Linked DNA regions of Homo sapiens: region 1 is linked to region 2. A link is a loop called in an ENCODE intact Hi-C map of the cell type or tissue named here. Cell type or tissue: GM12878. All regions are shown on one strand. Region 1 overlaps LHFPL1 (LHFPL tetraspan subfamily member 1). Region 2 has its middle 20 kb from the start of MIR4329.

The links. A loop is a pair of places that touch in the nucleus more often than their neighbours do. Peaks named below come from ENCODE experiments on the same cell type or tissue, not always from the same donor. Only the 100,000 strongest peaks of a DNase experiment are listed, where the experiment ranks them.
Region 1: a loop joins it to region 2, with 12 times the contacts of the local background. A loop is called at or near these places in 1 of 110 quality-filtered maps.

What each region holds. Positions count from the first base shown.
Region 1 is chrX:112,640,497-112,645,496 of GRCh38, reverse strand. All of the region lies in intron 3 of LHFPL1 (LHFPL tetraspan subfamily member 1), which reads left to right. Among named protein-coding and RNA genes, the nearest start is that of LHFPL1, 37 kb to the left of the region's middle. RefSeq lists enhancers at 1,382-1,431, 3,900-3,949. In GM12878, a CTCF peak has its summit at 2,957 (motif pointing right); DNase peaks (open chromatin) are centred at 1,636, 2,955 and 3,943; H3K4me3 peaks cover 248 bases; H3K27ac peaks cover 3,274 bases.
Region 2 is chrX:112,758,670-112,763,669 of GRCh38, reverse strand. No RefSeq gene overlaps it. Among named protein-coding and RNA genes, the nearest start is that of MIR4329, 20 kb to the left of the region's middle. In GM12878, a CTCF peak has its summit at 2,788 (motif pointing left); DNase peaks (open chromatin) are centred at 1,491, 1,889 and 2,639; H3K27ac peaks cover 1,872 bases.

The DNA.
Region 1 (5,000 bases), 120 kb after region 2:
TACAGTATAGTATTTGGTACATAGTAACCAGTCAATAGTTGATATCTGATATCATCATCATCATCATCATCATCCTGATACCAGTTGTTAAAATAAAAATGTTCCCAGTACTTTAGTTTTCAGAAAAAGGACCTATTACAGCAAGGAGCCAGTATATGCAGCATGAAGGCTAAATGCACAGGTTAATAGTAGAATGACCTGGGTTCAAATATGAGCCTTACCATTTACAAGTTGTGCAAGCCTCCATTAATGAGGATTGGTAATAGTATTTCTCTCCGTAGGGTTAATGAGAAGATTAAGTGAAGTATAGACACATACAAAGCACAATAGGCTGCATTATATGTAACTTGCTATTAGTAGCAGCCTAGGTCTCAAGAGCCTTTTTGGAGGGGATGCCCCAGACTTGGCTTCTGGGAGGGAAGGAGGGACCCCCTCCAACACACACTTGGCAAAGGCCTGCAGTAGAGGCTACCCAAAAGCCATGTGTGTGCTCCCTGTGTTTCCTCTCCTGGAGGTTCATTTCCTTTGCTCTCCCATCATTTCTGCTCATTCTTGCCAGTTCAAAGCCTTTTATGGTGACTTGGGGTTTGACCTTTGTGGGTTCAGTTTCCAGGCATTTCCTGTTACCTTTTCTTTCTGTCAGTTTCCTTCTTTATGGACAGTTTGTTTTCTTGTGCTCACCACAGCACAAAGAAGCAGTCTAATACATTTCCATGCCCATAGCAGGGCATCAAAGTGTGGTAGAAACAACCATGGCCAGGGTATCAGGGCACCTGGGTTTTGATTTTCCTAAGCTTGCCTGGGCACCTCACTTTGGCACTCTGACCCTTAGTTTCCTTGTTTTCACATAGAGAGCATTGGACTAGATCGATAAGTACTCAGAGGCCCCAGATACATGCCTAGCTCCCTGTGTTGTGATATGCCTACTTTTATGGTGAGGTCTTTGATCTAATTTCACGTCTACCTATTTTGTATTTAAATAACAGAAGAGCAGATATCAGGTCCTCTTAATGTGTACACACACACACACACACACACACACAAACAGGAGAAATATATGCTAATTTGCTTGACTGTAGTAATCATTTCACTATAGGTATATAAAAACATCATATTGTATATGTTAAAAATGTACAATAAAAACTAAAGCAATCTACTTAAGGCATCCCTTCTAGAGGAGAGGAGCTTTTTAGTAATACCCACCCCATCAAGATTAAGTTATAGAGGAAAAGAAAAAAAAAGAAAGTAATACCCACCCATGGAAGGAGGGGCCAGAGATTGGCCAAAGGGATTGTCCAAAGCAACTCATCCATAGGAGGCCATCCGCCCCTCACAATTTTCCTGCAGCATCAGCTAGAATGCCCTGGCAGGCAGTCCTTGAAAATCCATGGCTTAGGTGTTGCTTAAGATTTTTTAGTTGCCCATCTAGCCCACACAGAGAGGAGTATCCAGCCAGAGAAGAAGCTGTGCTGAGCTGGAGCAGGCAGTGGGGGAATCAGTCAGTTAAAAGGCAACTTAAGCAGCTGCTCTGTGAGGAGGTAGTTGGTATCGCTTCTGTTTTACTCATGGGGAGCTGAAACTCAAAAAGGTTTGATGACTTGCCCCAGAGGTTAAGTTTGTGACAGGACATGATTTCAACCGCACGTCCGTAGTGCTTGGCATGCTCAGTGTTGCACTGAATGGAACGAACAAATTGTAGGGTGGCTCTGTTGCTATCTGACTGTATCACCATAGATAAGTAATTTCACTTCTTTAAACCTGTTTCCCCACGACTAAAGTGAGGATGATAATACCTACTGATATGGTTTGACTCTGTGTCCCCATCAAAATCTCACCTTGAATTGTAATAATCCCCACGTGTCTAGGGCAGGACTAGGTGGAGATAACTGAATCATGGCGAAAGTTTCCCCCATGCTGTTCTCATGATAATAAGCGAGTCTCACAAGATCTGATGACTTTATAAGCATCTGGCATTTCCCCTGCTTGCACTCATTCTCTCTCCTGCTGCTCTGTGAAGAGGTGCCTTCTGGCATGATGATAAGTTTCCTGAGGCCTCCCCAGCCATGTGGAACTGTGAGTCAAGTAAACCTCTTTTTCTTTTTTTTTTTTTTTTTTTTTGAGACGGAGTCTGGCTCTGTAGCCCAGGCTGAAGTGCAGTGGCACGATCTCGGCTCACTGCAGCCTCTGACCCCCAGGCTCAAGCAATTCTTCTGTCTCAGCCTCCTGAGTAGCTGAGATTACAGGCATGCACCACCACGCCCGGCTAATTTTTGTATTTTTAGTAGAGACAGGGTTTCACCATGTTGGTCAGGCTGGTCTCGAACTCCTGACCTCGTGATCCACCCGTCTCAGCCTCCCAAAGTGCTGGGATTACAGGCGTGAGCCACTGCGCCCGGCTTTTTTTTTTTTTTTTTTTAAATTACCCAGTTTCAGGTATTTCTTCATAGCAGCATGAGAATGGACTAATATACCTACCTTCCAAAATTGTTTTGGCCATAACATGACAACATGCAGATAAATGTGCTTTATGAAAACAATGCTCTACAGGTACAAGGCATAACAGATTAGAAAGCTAATTTACCATTAGATTTTCTCACTGATCATCTTCTATTAAAAATAGTGAGGTGCTTAAAGTAATGAGACTCTATACATCCCATAGGCCACTAAGCTACTTTCATTTTGAATAGAAAAATAATGACGGTGCTTATAAACATTTCTATCTTTTCTGACATAGTCTGCATGAGAATGAGGTGCTCACCCCTGGAGTAGTTGGTGACTAAGGTGACTTCCAGCTTGGTGACTCCAGAGGAAAGCAAGGCTGTTACAATAGCCTCAAGGTCAGGTCTTCTGATTCAATTGGCCTTATTTTCACATTGCCTTGCAGAGGGCCTAGTAGGCTCAATGACTGGAAAAATGAATGCAGAATTGTGAGCCAGTTGTCTATGCATGAGACGACCACACGATGGCAGTAAAGTCAGGTGAATTCATTCTCTGCTGCTTTCTCAGTCCTGCCTCTAGTCCTTAGATCAAAGAATGTGAACACACTTAATTCCTTGTTTCTGTTTCTTCCAGTTAATGCCTGGGCAACATGGTGAAGCCCCGTCTCAACAAAAAATATAAATTTTTATTTATTTTTTTTAATATTTTTTGTTGAGACGGGGCTTCACCATGTTGCCCAGGCTGGTCTCAAATTGCTGGACTCATCTAAGCTGCCCAGCTCGGCCTCTTAAAGTGCTGGGATTACAGGCATGAGCTGCTTGGCCTGACATTAACTGATAGTATTACTATTGTTATTAGTATAGGTTGGACAATATAGAAGGTTTTTTAATAAAGTGAAATGGGTTTCAAACGCAGGAACCAGGAGGAAAACTAGGGTCAACTGTAATCCCAGGAGCAATTCCCTGGCGAGGCTAGAGTTACAGGGATGAAAATATATGTTATATCTGTGTTCTGTGTCATATAACTTTTTCAAATCATTGTCACCTAGCCTCACCCTGGTGAACTGTGAGAAATTATGAGAAAGAGACAAATGTATCTTTCAAGTGAAAGCTGCTAGCACTGCATCAAGCACAGTGTAGGTTTCCAAAAAATGTGGATTCCTCTTGCTTTTCCTCTGAAAGTTAGACTGATGTGGGCTAATGATATGGTCCTATCCAGTGGTTCCCCATGGAAATGTGTATCAGAATCATCTGGGCCTTCTCCCCAGACATACTAATTTTGTAGATCTGGAGTGGAGCCTAGGAATCTGTATTTTACAGCTCTCTCAGACACTTTTGGGAACTTGTTGGACCAGTTGGGAGTGTGTTGAGCTGAGATAAAGAGGATCTGAGAAGTATTAATTATTCTAGGCATGGTGCTAAGTGCTTTGTATGTGTCATCTTTTTGGCCTTCAGAGCTGCTCTGTGAGATAGGTGGTATCACTTCCATTTTACTCACGGAGAAGCTGAAACACAGAAAGGAGAAATGGCTTGCCTCACAGGTTCATTTTGTGAAAGGACGTGATTTCTAGCACAGTTCCCTGTAACTCTCATCCCAGACTCTTCTCCCTGTACCACACTGACTTCCTGAGCACACACAGACCTGGGCTCAGTCTCTATTTTCTCTAAGTGGGGACCTTGGTCAGACACTTTATCTGGCTGTTCGATTCTTTCCTCTATAATAATTCCTGCCTCTGGCTGGGACTTGACGAATGAATAAAACAAATGAAAAATAAATAAATGAGATAATGGATCACAAAATACCTTAAAAATGATAAAGTACTAAACTCATATTGGGTGGTATTATTTGTGGCATTTGTCATTACCCAGGAACCTTGGACCTGGAAAAGTCTCTGTGGTGTATATCCGTTGGCTGATAAAGCATGGATGGAAATAGCTAATGTTCAAAGCTGGCATTGCTGGTATGGGGCTAATTTAATGGCTAGAATGAGGGAACATGCACTTCTGAGTCCTGAGGTAAATCAGCTCACTGGGTCTGGCTTTCTAGCATTCTTGAATGTTCAAGGATTATGTCAAAAATTAATAACAGTCACTCAAAAAGCATATTCTGAACATTCACTGTATTCAAGATGCTGAATAAGGCATTGTAAAAACTACAAAGAATTTAAGGATATAGTCTTCAACAAGCCTGTAGTTAATTTGAGGAGACATGATCCATACACACACACACACACACACACACACAGATGGAATCTAACAAAAGCAGCCATAATGATGTCAATCACAAATGTGTAGTGTCGTCAGAAGGAGTAAATTACTGTTGTTACGCTAAGACACACAATGAGAACTCTAGAATCTATCTTCCTTCTCTTTATGTAAGTTCTCATCTAGGTTACTGAAAATAGCCCCTGACTCTCTCTCTCCCTGTTCCACAAAGGTACTGCACATCAACGCCTTTATCTATCTCCCATCCTGTGGACAAACTGATGTTTCTAAAATGCAAATCTGATGTCATTATCCTTCTTTAGCAGTGGTTCCCCATTGCCTTCAGGATAAAGTCCA
Region 2 (5,000 bases):
TCTCCTGCCTCAGCCTCCCGAGTAGCTGGGACTACAGGCGCCCGCCACCACACCCAGCTAATATTTTGTATTTTTAGTAGAGACGGGGTTTCACCGTGTTAGCCAGGATGGTCTCGATCTCCTGACCTCGTGATCCGCCCGCTTCGGCCTCCCAAAGTGCTGGGATTACAGGCGTGAGCCACTGTGCCCAGCCAAAAGTTCATCACCTTAGTGCAGTCCTATAGTAAGCCTTACGGGCAATACGATAATACATAAGCCTGGGCCCCTGATTTTGAGAAACTTCCAGTTCATAGAAACCAAATAAATGCAAACAAAGTAATTGGAGGAAACCAGTGCTAAATTGTGTGGTGCTGTGTACATACAGCACTTCTGATGCTCAAGGGGCCAGTGTGGCCCTGTTACTTTGTTGATGATTGCTGACATTCTTTAAGACTTCAGCATTGACTTCAACAGTAACAGGATTTGTGACTTTGGACACTGTCATAGCTCCTTGGCATCTGTTTCCTCATCTGATAAATGAGAATAATAACTCCTGGTTTACTTTGAGGACCAAGTGATGTAATGTGCCAGAATATACTTAGTCAAAGTAAACCATACTCTACAAATGAAATTATGATCATTTATCTGCTCTTGTGATACCTAGCTAATACTCATTTTTTCTTACTTATCATGCTGATAATTGGTACCCAAATCATCCAACTTCTCCTTCTCCTTCTTTTTGGAAGGAAGATAATTGAGCCCTAGAGAGCATCAATCTACTTCCTGGGGTACCTGTTGAAATGTGGGCTAAAGCGACACCCCTTGGCAGAGGTACACATCCATCCACTGGGGATGGCAACTGGTTGAGTGTAGAAGTGGGAGGTGAGGGTTGCAGAGTGCAGACTGACTGGCGTGTTGGCTGGTAACTCTTTCCCTTGTCTGATATGTGCTTCTCTTTCTTGGTTGGACCTCTCCAGAAATTGCTTGCAGGCTGGCCTAAGTGTCCGTTTTCATTGTTTTTACACTGACTTCCTGCAGGACTATTTTCTGAATAGTTTTAGATCTAATCATTTCTTCCCCTTTTCTTGCTCATAGTTCTCCAGAAAGACTAGAATGTGCTGGGAATGCAACATCCTGAGATAAGTGGGGAGCTGGCTGAAGCAGCCCAGACTGTTTCAGCACCTCCCTACCCCAAAAAACAGGGATGCTTTAGCCCAGTGAGTCCTGTGACTCTAGGTGTAAAACCCAGGGTGGGTTGCTTTCTGGGGTCTCTCATCTACAGTGAAAGTGGGGGCATACTCAGTCAAGACTCCATCCACCCCAGGCAGCTTTCTGAGCCTTGGGGGACCAGTTCATAATGAATTCTAGGCATCTGTTGTCTCTTGCTGCCTACCTGTAAGTAATAAATCTGCTTCATGTAACTCGTTGCATGTGTGGGTATTCTATTTCAGCAGACTCAGACAAGTTGGTAACTGGTACACAGTGAACCTACTTGATACTTCCTGCTATGAACTGAATTGTGTCCACTCCCACCCAAATCCATATATTGAAGCCCTAACTCCCAATGTGACTGCATTTGTAGATAGGGCTTTTAAGAGGTAATAACGTTAAGTGAGGTCATAAAGGTAGGGCCCTAATCCAATAAGGTTGGCAGCCTTTTAAGAAGAGGAAGAGAGCACTCTCTATCTCTTTCTCTTCCCACTGCTTTTCTGTTTCTTTCTCCTCCCATGAGCATGCACTGAGGAAAGACCATGTGAGGACACAGTGAGAAGACTGACCTTGCCTGACAGACTTTGATCTTGGACTTTCCAGCCTCCAGAAGTGTGAGAAAATAAATCTTTGTTATTTAAGCCATCCAGTCGATACAAGTATGCTGGTCTATGGTATTTGTTACGGAGTCCTGAGCTAAGAAACATCCCATCACACTTAAGGTACATGCAGACTTGCACACAGGAGCCATGGAGGAAGTGGCTACAAATCAAGAGGAACAGAAACCCCAGCCTGATCTGCAGCCCCTAAACACAGGGAGGAGTAGTGTGTGGTATGTGAACAATTGGCGCCTGTATCCCCAGACAAGGATAGATGAAATTCAGTGTTGGGCTGGTGGAATCCACAACTGTTTTTTTAGCAGGGGGTCATTTGTGTTTTAAACTAAAGCCATATTTCTGAGCAAATTGCCGAATCCTTCTGTGGTAAAGCTGGCTAGGTTGAACCATGAGAAGCTGAGTCGCTGAAGCAAGGAACAGTCTGTTTCTTTTTTTAGTGGTCAAGTTCTGTGGAGGCCTTCTGTAGCAGATGGGATTATTTCTGCACCTTCCTCTGGTACGTTTCTCCCCCTGCTTCTCTAGAACTGGAAGTATAAATAGAAATTGAAGTCAATTTAAAAATTAAAATATACTTTTCTTTATTTGTAAATTATTGCTATTGCTGTTTTTGATTCTGTGCTCCATTGAGCAGATTTATTTCCAGGGATGCAGAGGAACAGGGGCTTCTTCAGACTACATCACCTTACAGGTCAATGCATGGGGACAGAACGAAAAACCACAGGCTTGGGGGCTGCTTCCTGCACAGGCAAAACTGCCTGCTGTCCTTGCTTCACCAACCTGCCTAGGAAAACATTTAGTTTCCAGATGCTATGTATGACAGAGCACTTGTTCTTTCTTATGGTCCATGTGACCTGAGCTACGGATGCCTCTAAGAATACAGTCAGAACTACTTTCTATAGTCATCGTTTTCAAGTAAATGAGTAAAGTTTAGGACAACAGGACAGGTGGGTGGTATAGGCTAGGAAAGATTCAGTGACATCTGCTGGCCAACCTTGACTTTCTTTAAAGCACTGCTTAAAATTCATTTGGGCAGTATCTAAAAATACAAATTCCTGGGCCTCCATTCCCAGAGGATATGATTAAGTTGGTCTGGCATGGGATCTGAGTATCTGCATATTTAATAAACTTCCCACATTACTCTGATACACAGTCAGGATTGAAAAGCCTTCTCTGTTTTCAAGAGTCTCCATAAAGAAGAGGTGGACAGAGTAGTGCAAAAATCCACATCACCTTTCTTTAGTTAGATCAGTTTCAGACCCTCAGGCTGCCAGGTTTTGAAGAGAAGCAGCTGTTTCAGGCAGATGCTTGATATGTAAGGCAAAATAAATGATCTGTCATGCTTGCTTTCAGATGAAGAAAAACGAAGTAGCATTTCGAGTTAAATGAAATGGAATATGCCATCTGAATGTTGCTATTTAAGGGACATTTATTAAATATTTAATAAGTCCCCACAGTGGGCAGAAGGGAGCTTTCCATTCTACTGTTTGTTTTAAAAAAATTGGTCCCATCCGTAGATGTTATACCAGCCACAGAACTTCAGCCCAATTTTTCATTCTTTTGTTTATGTATTCATATTTCCATACAGACCCATTCATTCATTCATCAAACCATGTACCAGAGACTGTGCTGGCTATGGGATTATAATGAGAAAGTCAAGTCTCTGCCTTTAAGGGTGCTAATGATTAAACAAACAAAAAAAAAGCAGCAGCAGCAGTCTGGCACAGATGTTACCAAAACAAAGTTGCATTTAGGGTGAACCATATATGGGCAAAAGAGGCAAAGGCTTCAAAGAAATCTATTTGTTATTATAAACCAACAGTTATGTAGTACAGTAGTCCCCCCTTATATGAGGGGGACACATTCCAAGGACCCCAGTGAACGCCTGAAACCACAGATAGTATTGTAGCCTACATATACTATGTTTTCTTCCCATACATACATCCCTATGGTAAAGTTATAAATTAGGCAAAGTAAGAGATTAACAACAATAACTAATAATAACATAGAACAATTAAAATGATATGCCAGCATCATCACTCTTGCCGTTTGGGATTATTATGAAGAAAAACAAGGGTGACTTAAACATTGCAATACCATGGCAGTTGATATGATCACCGAGACAGCCACTAAATGATTAACAGGTGGCTGACATCTACATGGACAAAGGGATGATTCATGTCCTGGGCAGGATAAAGCAGGATGGTGAGGTATTTAATCATGCCACTCAGAATGGCAGGCAATTTAAAACTTGTGAATTGTTTATTTCTGGAATTTTCCATTCAATATTTTTGGGCAGCAGTTGACCATGGATAACTGAAATCACGGAAAACAAAAGTGCTTAATAAGGGGAGATTACTGTATTTACTAAATACCTGGTTTGCTCTATGTGTCTTACATCTATTAACTCATTTCATCCTCAAAATAATGCTAAGAAAGAAATACTGCTTTCCTCATTTTACAGATGAAGAAATTTTGATGCAGAGAGATTAACTCATTTATTAAGAGGCAGAGCTAAGATTCAAAATCCTGTTCTTAATCGCTTTGCTACAGTCCCTTCTCCTTGATGTCTGAAATCCCCACCATTAGAGAATCATTGCTCTTAATCACTGTAACAACCAACAATGGTAGCATTTGTGAAATACTTAATATGTGCCAGGTACTGTTTTAAGCACTTAAATATATTGCTTATCTCATTTAATTTTTACAACAAATATCCCCATTTTAGAAGGAGGAAGCTGAGAATCAGAGAGGTTAATTCAGTTGCTCAAGGTCACACAGCTGGTAAGTGGCAAAGATTTGATTTGAAACAAGTTCTGTCTGAAGAGCCCACACTCAACTGCTATATCATATTGCCTTCCAGAAACTAGTGACACAATTAAGGCAATGTGATGGCAAGAGGGCAGTGATTAAAAACACGCACACTCCAGAGCCAGAATGCCTAGAATTGTACCTGCTCTACCACTTACAAGCTGTGTGACCATGATACAGTGTCCTCATCGAGAAAATGAGGATGATAACAGTATCTATCTCACAGAGCTGTCATGAGGATTAAATGGATTAATATAAGAAAGTAAATAAAGAATGCCTGCCACACGGTAATCACTATATAAATATTGGCTATTACTATTATTATTCCTTCATATGTCCAAAAGAAGCCATTATCACACATCTCAATATGAGTGTCTATCAGGTGTT